Linked DNA regions of Homo sapiens: region 2 is linked to region 1. Evidence: read pairs that join two places in POLR2A ChIA-PET (ENCODE). Cell type or tissue: HepG2. All regions are shown on one strand. Links, peaks and the distances in the headings refer to the core of each region. The heading gives the core; the rest is flanking DNA. Region 1 has its middle 39 kb from the start of DPT. Region 2 has its middle 47 kb from the start of LINC00626.

The links. Peaks named below come from ENCODE experiments on the same cell type or tissue, not always from the same donor. Only the 100,000 strongest peaks of a DNase experiment are listed, where the experiment ranks them.
Region 2: POLR2A ChIA-PET joins it to region 1 with 22 read pairs; 2 of 35 experiments call an interaction of 5 or more read pairs at or near these places.

The regions. Positions count from the first base shown.
Region 1 is chr1:168,686,514-168,694,789 of GRCh38, forward strand. No RefSeq gene overlaps it. Among named protein-coding and RNA genes, the nearest start is that of DPT, 39 kb to the right of the region's middle. In HepG2, for the core only: a CTCF peak has its summit at 1,446; DNase peaks (open chromatin) are centred at 2,318, 2,878, 3,948, 6,808 and 2 weaker places; H3K4me3 peaks cover 873 bases.
Region 2 is chr1:168,830,022-168,838,364 of GRCh38, forward strand. No RefSeq gene overlaps it. Among named protein-coding and RNA genes, the nearest start is that of LINC00626, 47 kb to the left of the region's middle. In HepG2, for the core only: no CTCF peak of the experiment used is centred there; DNase peaks (open chromatin) are centred at 740, 3,970 and 4,620; H3K4me3 peaks cover 617 bases.

The DNA.
Region 1 (8,276 bases), core at 277-8,276:
TAAGCATTGGAGTCAAAGATTTCCATGTTAGATCACTCTGGCATTTGTGTGTAAGTGGAATTTGAAGGGGACAGCAAGAACAAAGACAGCTACATTAGGTAGAAAGCCATTGCAGTAGTCTGGAATAGAGATGATGAGTTCTACTTGTGGTTATTTTCCATGGAACTGTAGACTGCCTAGTGTCAGAAGACTCTCCTTTCATTCTTTAAATATTTATATAGTTAATAGTTAATGAACACCTACCATATGCTGGGCACTGGGTATGAAGAGACAATGAGAACATTTAGTTACTGTGAAAATAGAAAAAAATGCAGAAATGTGACAAGTGCTATGACGTAGGTATAATCAGGTATATGGCAGCACCAGTGAGGAACTATTAACTCACCTTGGAAACCAGGAAACACACCACTGAAAGTCCTCCAGGGAAAGAAGGTACAGGTACAGAGGCATCCAAGCATGGGAAATTGTATGTGAACAGGCACAGAGGCATAGGGACACATGGTCTCTTCAGGGAAACGTGACTAATTCTGCATATCTGGAGCACAGGAACCTGGCGGTGTGTGTGAAGGGTGCTATGCCACTGAAAGACTATGTGGTTTGCTTGGAAAGTGTTTAGGAAAAATTTTAAGTGGGGATACAACCTATTGGATTTATGTTTTGGAAAAATCTCCCTCCAGCAATTAAATGGACTTCCTAAAGAAAAGCATAGACCAAAGGAGACAGGAAAGCAAGGATAAGGATCTGAATAAAGGAGACAGTTGGAGAATAGATGAAAGGGCTCAAATTCAAGAATTACTTAGGAGGTGAAAATTATTCTAGAGATTCCACAGGACTCAGAGCCTATGTGAATGCATGACCAAGAGGACTGCAGGGAAAGCCAGGGTTCAGTTAAGGTGAGGAGGTCAGGCATGAGTCTATGAAAAAATGGAATATGTGTGGTCATACTTTTTCATTTTTTTAGAGCCATGGGGTATAAGTTCTAAGGTCACAGATAGTGTAAATGTTTGGGGATATGGGAATGAAAGCAACAGTGAAAGAATATGGATTGAAAGACTACGAATGAAGAGTCTGGGGGAAGAACAGGTGAATGAAGGGACTGCCACTTAGAGCATCTACCAAGAATAATCAACTAAGTCATTCATTCACTCCAAAAATGTTCACTTAGTGAGTTTATTCCATTCATATGTTGTATATATATTTATATTTTATTTATTTATTATTTATTGGGTTTATTTATTTATAACAAACATATATTTGTGACTGAGCATCAACAATGTACTAGGTACTCTGTGAGGTACTGGGGATACAGTCATGAACCATGTGTACCAGGAAAGGACCTACTAGACTCAATGTTTGAAGTTAGCTTTCATGTTAAGTTGACGTGGTGTTCATGCTGGCTGAGCCCTAGGTGGTGAGAGAAAACACGCCAGGAGCGGCTGTTACTCCTATAGGAGGCAGCATGGCACAGTCTATATTGGAGTCTCAGGAGAGCACAGAATATCCTGGAATGCACAGGCTCTGGACTCATCCAGGCCTGAGTCTGAGTTCTGCTTCAGTGTGTACTGTTATGTCCCTGAGAAAGGAATTCAATCCCTCTGTGTCAGTCTTATCCTTTGTAAAATAAGGATAATGATAGCCACTTTGGAAATCTACTTGAGTATTCATATGAGGTGCATATAAAGGTTAAGTAAAGAGCGTGGCTCAGAGTATGCACAAAAATAATTAATTGTAGTCATCATTATTATTTGGTATATATATTTAGAGCCATAGGAGAATCAAAGACCTGGATCTTCAGGAGATAGAGACCTGCTCTGAAGGCACTGAAGCCAGTGTGGACTGAAGTTGCACGTAACATCAAAGACAGCTCTGTTGGTGGCCATAGAGATTGGCTTCCTGTGGAAGGACCTTAAGGTTGCAGCTACTGGAAATTTGCTTACCTTTCTACACTTTTTATTTTTTAATAAGTGAGAGCTTTACATTGTCTAATAGAGCTGAACCACATTATTTCACTTCCTTAGATTAAGTGTCCAAATTCCTTTACAGGCAATTAAAGCTAATGAAAAATAATTTATGTGTCTAGAATCTGTTATAACTATCAGATCTCAGTGATTAATTTGGTTTATGATGCAGAAAACCTGCACAGTCTAAGATAAAATTGAAAAAGAGCAACATGAGGTGAGGTGAGCTAGAACTGTGATATCAGCCCAACACATTTTGCTAACAGACCGAGTATGCTGGAGTTTAATCAACTGAAGAGAACAGTGATGCTTATTGAGTGTGCTAATTCTCTAGGCAGAAAGCTTCCCAGAGCACACACAGCAAAGATAAACAAGGCCATGACTCGGTGTGGAGAGCCTGCACAATTGTGGAGGCTGAAGGATCAAACAAAGACAATTATGATCTCGGTTGTCACAGCAATTCTGTTTATTTGGGTTAGATTGAGTTTATGGAGGGTTTGTTATTTAGGAGTCATTTTAGAAGGCAGACTAGAGTTATTATTACTACAGGAGATGTTGAACCTGTGTCTGATTTTATTATAGTGGGTAATGTTTACAGTAATATAAAACAGTCGAGTAGCAACATTATTATTTTCAGACAACTCATCTGGTGTTCTAACTTCCAACAACGTCCTCCTGACCACCTTACAGTGCCATCTCTCCCTCCAGAGGCAATGTTTAAAATACTGGAATAAATCTTTGAATCATTTTTTAAAATTGGACATTATTCAACTATTTCAAATTGAACATTATTTAAAAAGCAGAGTTTAAAGCAGTTATCTCTCCTTACTCCCAGTGGAAACCCTTGACTCCAAGTTGACATAGCTGAGATGACTGGGCTTTGTAAACAGCTAGACTTCAGTTCAACATCCATTTCCACTAGCTGTGTGACCTTGGGCAAGTCACCTATTATTTTGGGGACCTTTGAACCTATCTATAAAATGGCAGTAACTATGCCAGTCTAGGGTATCTGCGAGTAGCAAATGGGAAAGCCTGTTTGAGCATAGAGTGCAAGAGCCTGCAATGCATGTTCTCTCCCTCTCTCTTCGCCTCACTAAACCACTCACTGGACAGGGACCTGACAGAGGATATAACCAAGCTCAGATCCCAGAGGCTTGAATTCTAAGTGTCCCCAACATTTACTCATAGGTGTCCTTGGGCAATTCATTTGCCTCACTGGGCTCCAGCCTGAGAATTGGGTTCAGGAGACCCAAGGTTTTTCTTGGCTTCTTGAGGAGCCTCCTCACTTCCATAGGTTTGCTCAGGCAGTCTCTGCTGCTGGCATAAGTCTTCTTCATCTTCTACCTGTCCTAATGCCTTCTGTTTCTCCAGCTCATAGTGATCCTTTGCTCTCTGCAATAGCATAAGGTTTTCTTTGTGTATTACTCACTGGGTGTGGGATTGTGAGCAGCCTTCTTTTATTCATTAACCTTTCCAGTTTTTTGTTCTTTTCTCCCTCTCTAGAATAAAAAATCTCTCTGAGGAAAGGCATGTGTTTTATGCTTCTTGGCTTTCTTCAGTTTGTACCAGGAGCAAGGAAGCTGATTAATGGCACCTTGTTGAAGTAGCGATCAACCTTATGTGTACAAAAGCATAGCCATGTGACATTATCCATTTAGAACAAGCCAAAGTGCCGTTCTGGAAAGCACTGAGTGTCGCCGCCCTGCCCAACACAATCCACTTGTCCACCTCTTTCCGTTTTTTCTCCTCCTCTGCAGGGACCTGGGAATTTTCTCGAGGCTTACCTATGCATGAAGAGAACTAAGAGCCTGCCTTCACTCTGTGAATTTCTGTGGACTGAAGTCCTTCTCCAAGTTGAGCTGTGCAGTTCATACCATGACAGATTTTCCATTTCTTCCTCCCAGAAGCCTATTGGCAGAACCAGTCTGCATACTACACTGTTGTGGTAGGCGGCAGACAGATGTGACTCAGAGCATGTTTGATTTCCCAGAACATATTTCCAAGGGGGTAATGGCTAATGAGTTCACCTTTGAGTCTGCCAACAAAAGAGGCCCACAGAGACACCCAGGTCAGCTGAAATCTACCAGACACAGAGAAGACAGATTCCAGACACCAGCAGGGTCTACGAATGCCTGCTAGACAGCCATATAAAAAGAAAGCTACCTAATTCTGAAAAACCAGCTTCACTGCATTGGTCCATCTAATCATGAGGTGATCCCACAGGTACACTTTCAGTGGGAGTAACAAGAAAAAGAAAAGGCTATAAGGTCTATGTTAATGAAGTCATAATCTGCATTAGGGTCTGTCTTAGGGCTCTACTTTTATTTTTTCATTAAATATTTGTTGAATTTCTACCATGGGTCAGTCCCTATTCTAGGTGCGGGGGATATATCAGACAAAAATCCCCGCCCACCCCACCCCTAGAACTCATATGCTTATATGAGACTTAAAAACAGCATCCAAATTTTCACAGGTTTACACTATTTTACCAACCTGAGCCCCTTTGCCTCTTGGTCCCCCAGTCTCCCAAGGAGTTATTCAGTGAGACTTTCCCTCATTTCTGCCAAGTGCCTAGTACTGTGCTAGCTGCTCACGTGTTGATTTTGATACAGTTCACAGTTCATAAAAACACCAAAATTGTTATGTTACCCAGGATGGTAAAATACACTTTCTGAATGTGTAAGTGATCATTGTGATCGTATGTTATACTTTCCAACTCACTTATCATTAGTGAATAGCTCTTAAAGGGATTAAATGAATGATTACCCAATAATGATGAATAAAGAGAGTAAGAGTGGTATTAACCTCCATCAGAACCACAGTACCATCATAATACCTTGCCTGTTAATAGAATTTCATAATTTTCAAAGTGTTTTTTCAGTTTTTGGTTGCTTAGAGTGTTGATCGATCTATTGAAACCAACCAGAAATCCAGATTAGTTTAAAAATACATGTCTTGGATGCCCATTATGTGTGAAACACTTAGCTAGGCATGGGAAATTTACCAATGAACAAACGGAAATGAGACTCCTGTCCTCAGGGACATGAAGATAAAGACACAGAATGCTGAGGGAGTGAAGAGCCCCAGTCTTGGAAGGCTAAGGGAAGTTTCCTGGGGAAGCTGAATTTATACTTGGCCCTGAAGTAGGACTTCCATGCGTGGAAGACGTGGGGAGAAGATTTCCAGCTTCTGCTGTAAATGTTAGTTTCACATTGGCCTTATGACAGGCTGCACATCTGTTCCATTGTCTCTGGGGATGGTTAGAGACCTTGGAAAGAGCAGGTAATTCTGCATATTAAATTATAACCCATTAGGCGGCCGGTTAGATGAAAGGGCCTGGCTTCATAATCTCTTTCTTTCCATGAAGTAACCATATGGTCACCTTTCAGCTGAAACATTGTCCTAGGACTGAACTGCCTGGAAGCCGGTGACTTTTTTTGTTTTATAAGATTAAAATTACTTTTCTTTTTTGATTATAAATACAATCAATGATAATTATTTTTATAAGTTGGGGAAGGCAGAAAAGTATATAGAAGAACAAAGGAATAAAAAATGCTACAATGCAAATTCATAATTTGCATTTTGCAATATTTCTATTGAGCATTTTTCACTGATACAGTCATTCATTCACATTTATAACTGGGCTTCTTATGGATAAATAGGCCTGCATTGGTGTGAGAGGAAGAAGAAGGTCACACAAAGGTAGATTCAAGTGCTTAGCAAGACACAGTGGCATCTAATGAATAGGTTTTAAAATTAATAGGGATTTTTGGTTGGTTTTGACTTTTTAGAAATATTTCATTCTATGAAAAATTGAGATATGGGTGGGATATGAAAATCTGAGATATGCATGAATATGTTATTATTTCTTACCATAAATTTTAAGGTACGTGTGTTTTTTAATTCTTGCTTTATAAAGGAATGCATTTAATAACAGAGATTCAACAAGTTAGTAGGAAAGGGATGCTATGCCCAAGTATGTCTAGGCAACATTTTGTCAAGGGTTCTGCCTATCCAGTCTCACCAATTCTGGATCTCAGGATGGTAACCAGGTTCAGATAGCACTGCTTAATAATGTGGTTCGATTAAACAGAAGTGGTTTAATTAAAACTGACTGAGACTTTAAAAGGAGAGTGGATGCTATTGACTATGTGATCTCTGTTCTATTGGCCACCGTGATGTGCACAACTGTTTGGTCATGGACTATGTTGAGAAACATTTTCTCTGATTAATAAGAGAAGAACCAAGTAGGCTTGGAGCTAGCTGGGGGACCAGCTAGAGAGATGGAAATCCTTGATTTCCCGGTGAACAAGAACATTTATAAAGACAGAAATATGCAGAATCTGTTGTTGTTGTTGTTTTTGAGTTTGTGGGGACTAAATCCCAGATCTGTTTAAGCATTTGTGAGCACTAATGCTTTTGTGAGAATGAATTTTTCTGAAGGAACTTACAAAAGTGTTGAGTTTCATGTTTGGGTTAAAGCAATCAAGCATGAAGACATATATATGGATGAAGGGCCAGGATGGAGAGAGAACTTCTCCAGGCCATCTGAGTTCCAGATAGATAGAATAAGTTACTACTAACATGACCAAATTGTGGAATGCCTTATGGTACTGATGTGAGAAACCAATCTCTCTTTAGAGCAATATGACTGTATGTTGGACCTCCCAGGCCCCCTTGGTAAGGCCAGTATTTCCTGGAGAACCTTTCTCAAATGCATACCTTATTTTTTGCCTTCCATAATATCATTTCCATTGCCTTAAATTCTACCATCCCCTTTCCTATCCTGACCTCTCACCGCCTTCTATTGAAATGCCGCCTGCCCTTGACTTATCAAACTGTACTGTCACGGTTTGTTTGCTTGACTAACTCCTTTAGTTTATAATTCTCCAGAATGCAGGAACTGTGCCTAGTAAAATGGTTGGTATATAATAAACACTTGATAATTTATTGATTCAGTTACTGAGCAAATGTAAGTGGGACTTAAGTTTGCTTGATAAATGTTTCCTATTATTGACGTTTACTAAAATCCGGCTTACCTAAGGAATTTTATTTCCAATATATACTGACACTGTTTTCCTTCTCTGACTACATTTATTGGGTACTTATTATATGCAAGACACTATGTGATCTCATTTAATTCTTACAGTAACCCTGTGTTGTAAGTACTATATTTCTACAGGTAAGGAAATAGAGTCTCAGGAAAGGTAGGTGACGTGGCCAAGGTCATAAAGCTGGGAAGTGACAGGACCATGATTTGTGTCCAGGAAGTCTGACGCCAGAGCTTACAGTCTTTTCTACTCACCTCAGAAGTCCTACTTGTCCTTCAGGGCCAAGCATAGACTCGGCTTCCTCAGGAAACTTTCTTGCAGTTATTGTCATCATCTATCTTCTCATCTCACCATTAGGCTGAAGGCCTTGTGAGGCAGGAATCATGTATCTCCTCTTTCTATTATCTCATTGTATGTGGCCAGCATCTTGTAAAGTTGTTTAGAAAGGAATTCCTACCTGTACTGGGCAGATGAGGGGAAGGGGGCTTGGGGATTTCTCTAATCTTACACAGCCACCCTCTGTCAGAGCCAGCGGTAGGCCCTAGGTTATCATCTTTAGTTCCAGGCTCCTTTCCTGGAAGAAAATGCCTTAGAAAATCCCTTTATAAACAATTCAGGAGGTGATAGAGTTCAGAGATTCTTAGAATTGCGAGAAACCACAATGGTTACCTAGATAAATGTCCTCATTTTAAACAGTAGGCCTAGAAAGGAGAGGTGACTTATCCAAGACTGTGGAGCAAGTTAGTAGAAAGTTTGGAGTAATGAAAAAACAGAGAACAAAACTTGCAGTTACCAGATCTGGGATTTAGTATTCACTCTGACACTTAGTTCTTATTGAAAGACCTATAACATAAAGTATAATTATTCAGATTCAAACCAAGTTGACAATGTCTTTTCTGTCATTGTCCTTGGCCTATCTACGTGCAAATAATAGTTTTCTTCTTAGTAGAAACTCCTTTTATTCCACTTGGCACAGGCACTATTTATTGAATTGCTTTAAAGAAGTTTTTTTTCTTGACTTATGTCCTCTTGCAGTCTCCTGGCTACTCCCAGCTGCAGCCTCTCCTCCCCCAGCCATGCTCCCTGCACCCTCCCAGCTCCCCATCCTCTCACCAGCCATTTGCTTTCTTCATGGATGCCAAGTCAGCCAATCAGCATTGCTTGTCTCCTTTCCTGCTGTGCTCCACATACCCAACTAAGGCTATTTCCTGGTTTCCATCCTGAACCAGGCTGAAATTGCTAAAATATTAATGGCTCCCTTTGTGAA
Region 2 (8,343 bases), core at 261-8,260, 140 kb after region 1:
AGCTACAAAACTGCCCTTTGAATCAAATGTTCTTAAGACAGCTGAGGATCAGGGAGATACCAAAACAACATTGTAAATTTTCAGTCTTGCTCATGCACAAAGAAAACTCTCTATAAATAACTCCCACAGATAAAATTCAAACTCTGCAGGCATTGGGGAAAAGTCAGGGGATTATCTAAATTGACTTCCTGGGTGCAAATCTGGGGGAGATAGGAGATTTGAGATCAGCCCCACTGGTTGGAAATTTCCCTAAGCTATGACATATGAGTCCTGATTTGGTCTTGGGATGCTTCACTGAGGGCGGTTGCAATTTATTGTGCTCTAGACACCAATAGTGGCTAATAGAGGAACAGGGAATCTGAGCACAGGTAGCAGTGTGGGAAGGGTGGGAAGGACCTTTACCAAGATGTAATTAAATGTAATTAAATAGCTGAGTATCCACTCTTAAAGCATTTTACCCTAGTTGCAAGCTAAAAGTTAGCCTGAAACATTTTCAGTGGATGCAGAGTAACAGCCTCTTCTTGCACTGGCATCACCTTGTGAGAACTGGGACCCATGGAACCAGGTGACAGGGGAACACGCAGTGGGTTGTATTACAGGAAAAGAACACTGAGTTTAGGGAATCTAAATCTTTTCTAACTGGTCACTAAGCTTTCCTGGTCTTTGCTCTGGAGTGAGACACTCTCTCCACTTTCCAGGGTGTTTACTATACAAATGGACTAGAAGAGATCATCGGCAACAAAGTCTATGTCTCTGTTCACACAAAAGGCAGAAATGTGAGACTCATGGAGAAATCTCTCCCAACACATGGATCTTATCTTCTAAATGGCAAAGATAAATATATGATTGAATGAATCAATGCATACATGTGTGAAGTTAGATAGTAATTAATGATTAAAAAAACAGTTTGGGCATGAAGATTGATAAGAAAAGCTGTTTTCAATAGGTTTGTCAGGGAAGGCTTTTAGGAGCAGGTAACAGTTGAGCAGAGATCTGAATAAACTGAGGAATACAGACATGTAAATATTTGCCCAAAGAGCATTATAGGCTTAAAGAACAACTCATGTTAAGGCCAAATGCAGGATAAGAATGTCTGATGTACAGTAAGAAACCCAGTGTGGATTGAGCAAAAGGGTGAGTAGGAGGCAATGAGGTTGGAGAGTGGGTTAGGAACCAGATCATGCCCTATGCCCAGATTGGCCCTATTATGCCAAGGGAAGAATCTTCATTAGATTCTAAGTTTGATAGGTTGCATTTTATAAATAAATAAATGAGCCTGGGCAGCTGACCCAGGATCTCAAGCTGGGCTAAAGTCGCTAAACAATGAGAGGCCCCAGGTTCCCCAAGAGAAGCACACAACTGGGACACGGTGAAGTAACACAATTGCTTTGTCATTCACCACTCTTTCTCTAGTTCTAGCTCTCCCATACCCTGTCTATTCCCCAGCTTCCATCTATCCATTTTTTTCTCCTAACTTCTAGTTCATTCTCTTTACACATTTCTTGTCTTGATAGCTCCTTGCTGCAATTCCCATTTCTCAAGTCTCCTGTCTTACTGCCCTTCCACCCCATCGTCAGCACATGAAAGCCTCTTTTCTCTCTCCTTACCTTTGCATCTCCCTGTGATGATGGTCTCCCTCATTCTCAGAAGCCCCATGGTTGGTGCATCTCTTATCAAGGAGCCGTGAGAAAAGAGAATAGGCTTCCCTCCTTCACATGCTCAGGTAGGGGTTAAATGCCTTTTGCTTTTCAGGCTGAGGTCAGAACATGGTGCCCCATGGATATTGGGGGAAGGGAAGAAGCAGCTAAATTCCCAGCCACACCATGGTAGAAAGGACCTATTTTCCCCAGTCCCCATGGCAAGAGCCATGCCAGCACTTACAAACAGTGTCTGGCACATGGTAGGTGCTCTGCAAACGTTTGTGAATATAATGAATGTGCTATTATAATTATCATAGTTGTCTTGGAGTATATGGGGTGAACATTTACACCTTAATTAGGAAGTATCTCAAAGCTGTTTATTTTTTTATGGCCTCAAGGAGAAAAGTCATTTGTTTGATTTTGTTTTTTACAGGCAATGATTACCATAGCAGCATAGAACCCAGTTTCTGTGTTCTTACCACCAAACCGTAGAACTTGTGATAGACAAGATATAAACAGCATCATCTCAGATGACATTTTGAGACAAAAACAACAAAGTAGTGCATTGGGAGATCCAAAACAAATGGCAAGTCAGTTTACATCTCTAAAAGTTGGCTGCAGTAAATTCTCCTTTTTTCTGACTTCCATTACAATTTTAAACACGTCTTCCCTCCCATGCATTTCTTCCCACTATGTCACCACCTGCCATTAACCTGTCACTGGGACTGGCAGGCTGAGGTCAGTTATGCTCCTTTATCAAACAACCCTCGAGGTCCTTCTAGGTGCAAAGAATTGTGCTAGGTTCTGGCACTCAGACCTGCTGCACACCTGCAGAGAGCCAAAGGGTAGTGGAGGAACAAACTTGTACAGATAAGCACGGTCCAGGGTTGCAGGCCTGCGATGGGGACCCTCATGGGGTGCAACGAATGCCCAGAGGATGGGGGATCAGTTGTCCATAAAGGTGAAGAGTAGAGCTGGGAAAAGAGCCAGAAAGGGATTTATGGAGTGTGTGACACTTTAGTGAGCTGCATTCTGAAGGAGAGGTGTTTCCTAGGTGGAAAGGTGCAAAAGCAGAGATAGGCAAGACTTAGCTTCCTCAGGGAATTACAAGCAATTCAGTATGGCGGCAGTGAGGAGATGGGCCCAGAAAGAGATGAGGCTGTAGAATTAATCAGCTGGGAAGCTGGAAAGCACTTCTGCAGATGTTCATGGAAGAATTGTGTAATGCTACTGTCCTGGAAGAGCTTACCAAGTACATTGCTTGTCTTTCTTATTTGGCTACACTGAACTTTAAAAGAAGGAGTTAACATCTCCATTGGAGGAATGTACAGGTACTACATATGTAGATGTGTACATATGTGCACGAAAGCCCACCCATGGCTGCACCCCACCCAAACATTATAGGAAGTCAGTAGTTGTTATTTCTTCAGAAAATAGAGTTCCCCCAAAAAGATTTTACATTTTTTAATAAAGTTTGCTGAAGATTTTTTTCATTACAAAAGTTAACACACTTTTTTAGTTATAGAAAGGTAGAAAAAGAAAGTTAAACCAAAATAGAACAGAGAGAAATAAACATATTTATATTTCCCAAAGAAAGTTATTAATATTTTGATAATTTCCTTCTAGCCTTTTGTCCTATGCACAAGTTTAATTTGTTTATTTGTTAACCAAAGTATTAAGTCTGAATAGACTATAAAGAAGGAAATAGTTCATGGGATTTTACTTCAAATATATATAGATAGTCATAAAGATCATTCAGCAATATTTATTAATTTTCTATTATGTGTCAGACACAGTGCTAAGTGCTGCAATAAAGCAATAAACACAGTAGGCATAGTGACTACCCATGCAAATTCCCGTGGCAATGGGAAGGACAGGAAATAAAAGAGGTGTCATGGGGACAGGAAAGGCTGGCAAAACTTTTGGCTCCCTCAGCAGAAACTCCCCAATACCACTCTGCCCCTTCCCTTCATAGTTATGAAGTCACTGAGTGCTGGCATTGGAAGGGCCTTTGAGCTCTCATAGTCCAAATAATAGTGTTTCTTGGTTGAAACAAATAGGACTCTTTAAGCCTGGCTTTTTCTCCCCTAATTCCTGGAGCATTATTGCCTTCATTAAGCTACCCCTCCTCTGGTAGCCAGTGCTTCTTCCCCCCCTGCTACCTGCCCCCTGCCACTGAGGCAGCCCAAAGAACAGGAAACCGGAGGTGGCCCTGCCAGAGCTGTCAATAGCAGCAGGCATCTTCCTTCCTGCCACAGGGGTGATAAGACACAAGGCCAAGGGGAGGGAGCCCCTCTCGGCTGAACACTCCATGTGTTGTCCTTTGCCTTAGAAAAACCTTCACTCTTCCTACCCCACCAAAGTAGCCAGTCACCACCAGCATGGAAAACAAATAAATAAGCTAAGCAAGGTCACAGTTATTTCTGCTGTTGTGAGATCCAGCGTCACATGTAAAAAGAGTTGGTGGTTTCTAATCCCCCACTGCCCAACACAAATCATATTTCCCTCCTCAGGCAGTACGTCTCAAATTGCAGCTTTATAAAGCCATATCTTTGAGTCAAGGGACTTTAGTTTCTATATATCTCATGCCTAAATGAACTAAATATTCACTACATAAACCACCCTTACACCATGATTAGTAATGGATCACATCATGGTAATGTACTCACACCAGATTCCGCTGCAGCCTGTTAAGCATCATTATGACACACTGGCTGGTCAGTGTTGGATAATTTAGGGATAGGCCCATGTTAAGGACCAGGTAGCCTTGGTTGTGTTATCACAATGGAGCCTCAGAAGCCTGAGACAGCAAGAGGGCCAGGAAGTCTGAAGTGTTTGAGGAGAAATGTTCCAAAAGGAAACTTTCCTTACTTCATCTATTTTGCACCACACACGTCCTGACACATCAAGGGTATTCTCACAGTAACTGGCAATTCTATGAACTTTAGAATCCATTCAGGCAATCACATGTCTCTGTCAGCTGTACTAAATGTCTTTGAAGCTGGGAAATTCCTTTGACTCTGGTTAAATATTACATAAAACATGCCTGCTTTGAATGGGCAAACCATAAACTGTACAATAAAGTGTGGGAGAAAGAAATTTGGGCTTGGAGCCATAAGATATGAGTTTGAGTCCTTTCTAGTGGTCTGACCTTGAGTAATCACTGCTCTCTAGATTTTAATATCATTCATAATTGTGCTCTACTGTAATCTCTTATATAAAATATTTCCTGGCCTCTCTTTTCTACCAGGCCCTAGACAGAATTAATTATATATATAGATATATATGTGTGTGTATATATATGTATGTGTGTATATATATATATAAAACAGATATATATGTTTTATTTACATATTTAAAGCATACATTTATATATTTAAAATACATTAAAATATATATACTTTATAATAAAAATATATACATTTACATATATTTAAAATATATAAATATATATACATTTTATAATATAAAGTTTATTTTATATTATGTGTATAATTAAAATGTATTTTAATATAAATTTTAAAAAATGTATAAGCATGTTGTATATAATTTTTCATCTCCCTCACTAAACTTGATTGCTGCAGGATTCATGTCTTTGATTCCATGGTATTACTCTGACTGAACTACAATACAAAGGGCATAATAAGCACTTCTCAAGCACTCTTAGGAGGCTCAAAGGTGATAGTACTCAAACAAGTATTTCATAAACTATAAGCCTCCATGTGATTGTAAGATGTGGTCATTATTTGCATAGCAATATTATTTCTCAGTGTAGCACATTTCATAAAAATCCAGGAACTAAAGCAAAGAAAACAAGAAGCAGTCAACAGTGATTAACTCTGGGGGTGGGATTGGGAGGTAATAGGGAAGTTGAAGAACAGGGGAGGGGAGGGGAGACGAGGACAGGAGATGTCATATTCTTAATTTGTATTAATTTTCAATATTAGAAATGTGGATAATTTTTATATTGATATGTCTTGGTATTTTTTCAAATTGGAAAAATAAATGCACACAATTCTAGGAAGCTACTGCAGTATTTACCTGGCGTGGGGTCCGTGGACATCTGTCAAATGTTAACCGAAACCAAAGTCTTACTGTACTATTTATTACATTATTACTGACAAGAATAACAATACCTTTCTAGCTTTTATATTGCACTTTAAGCCTTCTGAGATGATGTTTATTATTTGCTTTATTCTTACAACAATCCTGATGTTATTAGGGTAATAATCAGTAACTGTATTTAATGAAAAGAAAAAGTAAAACCAGAGAAACTTCATAAGTTGCCCAAGATTCCAAACACAGTGGACAAGTCAAGACTAGAATTCAAGAGACCTGGTTAGAGCCATCCGCAGTGGGTGAAACTTTTGGAGCCCTAAGGATATGTGCAATAGTCTCCAAAGACATTTTCTGTGCCCTCTGTCCTCGGCAGAGACCTGGGATCCCAGCAAAGCTGTCACCTACAGATAGATGGCTTCTGATATCTTATTTACTGCCACTCATTGTATCAGTCACTGAGTTTCAATGCATTGCTGAAAAAACATTGACAACCTCCTGGCTTGAATCTGGACCCTGCGACTAAATGAGCTGCATGACTTTGAATAGTCACTTAACCTTTCTGAAAAGTCAGTATCCTTCCTTATCAAGTGGGAACGACACCACATGGCAGGCTCAGGGATGTTGTGAGCATCTAAGGAGGTAATGTATGTGAAACTGCACTGTAAACTGTAAGACATTTTGTAAATGTCAGATATCTTATTTGCTTACAAGCTTCTGGAGGCTACTGTGCAAAGGCAGAGATTCCCACAGCCACCAAGGAAAGGAAATCTAGGAGGAAAAAGATAAAATCACTCTTAAAAGGAGGAAAGAACTATTCCTACTATATGAGCCTCCTCAACCTGCAATGATAGAGTCCCAGTGTTCTTTAATGTCTATTTACTTTTTCCTTGCTGTCCTCTTCTCTGCATATTATTCCAGCTGTGACAGTCATTTCATCAGTGAAATTATCAGAGCAAATAAATTTCACTCTCTGGGTCCTTTGACTGAAGCTCCACAATAGGATAAAAAGTATTCTCCCTCCCCCTCCCCCTCCCCCTTCCCCTCCCTCTCCCTCTCCTTTGCACCGTCTCCCTCTGATGCCCAGCCGAGGCTGGATTGTACTGCTGCCATCTCGACTCACTGCAACCTCCCTGCCTGATTCTCCTTTCTCAGCCTGCCGAGTGCCTGGGACTGCAGGCGCGCGCAGCCATGCCTGACTGGTTTTCGTATTTTTTGGTGGAGACGGGGTTTCGCTGTGTTGGCCGGGCTGGTCTCCAGCTCCTGACCGCGAGTGATCTGCCAGCCTCGGCCTCCCGAGGTGCCGGGATTGCAGACAGAGTCTTGCTCACTCAGTGCTCAATGTTGCCTAGGCTGGAGTGCAGTGGCGTGATCTCGGCTCGCTACAACCTCCACCTCCCAGCCGCCTGCCTTGGCCTCCCAAAGTGCCGAGATTGCAGCCTCTGCCCGGCCGCCACCCCGTCTAGGAAGTGAGGAGCGTCTCTGCCTGGCCGCCCATCGTCTGGGATGTGAGGAGCCCCTCCACCCCGCTGCCCAGTCTGGGAAGTGAGGAGCACCTCTTCCCGGCCGTCATCCAGTCTAGGAAGTGAGGAGTGTCTCTGCCCGGCCGCCCATCGTCTAGGATGTGGGGAGCGCCTCTGCCCCGCCGCCCCATCTGAGATGTGAAGAGCGTCTCTGCCCAGCCGCGACCCCGTCTGGGAATTGAGGAGACCCTCCGCCCGGCAGCCGCCCCGTCTGGGAAGTGAGGAGCGCCTCCGCCGGGCAGCCGCCCCGACAGGGAGGTGGGGGGCAGCCCCCGCCTGGCCGCCGCCCCGTCTGGGAGGTGGGGGGCGCCTCTGCCCTGCCGCACTGTCTGGGAAGTGAGGAGCCCCTCTGCCCAGCCGCCACCCCGTCTGGGAGGTGTACCCAACAGCTCATTGAGAACGGGCCATGATGACGATGGCGGTTTTGTCAAATAGAAAAGGGGGAAATGTGGGGAAAAGAGGGAGAGATTGGATTGTTGCTGTGTCTGTGTGGAAAGAGGTAGACGTGGGCGACTCCATTTTGTTCTGTACTAAGAAAAATTCTTCTGCCTTGGGATGCTGTTAATCTATAACCTTACCCCCAACCCCATGCTCTCTGAAACATGTGCTGTGTCCACTAAGGGTTAAATGGATTACAGGCGGTGCAAGATGTGCTTTGTTAAACAGATGCTTGAAGGCAGCATACTGGTTAAGAGTCATCACCACTCCCTAATCTCAAGTACCCAGGGACACAAACACTGCAGAAGGCGGCAGGGCCCTCTGCGTAGGAAAACCAGAGACTTTTGTTCACGTGTTTATCTGCTGACCTTCTCTCCACTATTATCCTATGACCCTGCCAAATCCCCCTCTCCGAGAAACACCCAAGAATGATCAATAAATACTAAAAATAAAAAAAATTTTAAAAAAAGTATTGTAAATGCCTCTATCCTCAGTTACTGAAAGGGAAGCATCAAAATATTCAACTTCCTATTAAGTTTGGTAGCATTTCTTTTTATTAATGAATATAGGGACCTAAAATCCTTCATCACAGTGTTGACTGAAAGTGTGGATTAGCTGGAATGTGGAATCCTGCTATGTATTTGATGGTGCTTCAAAATCTCTCTGATAATGGCTATTAAAAAAGT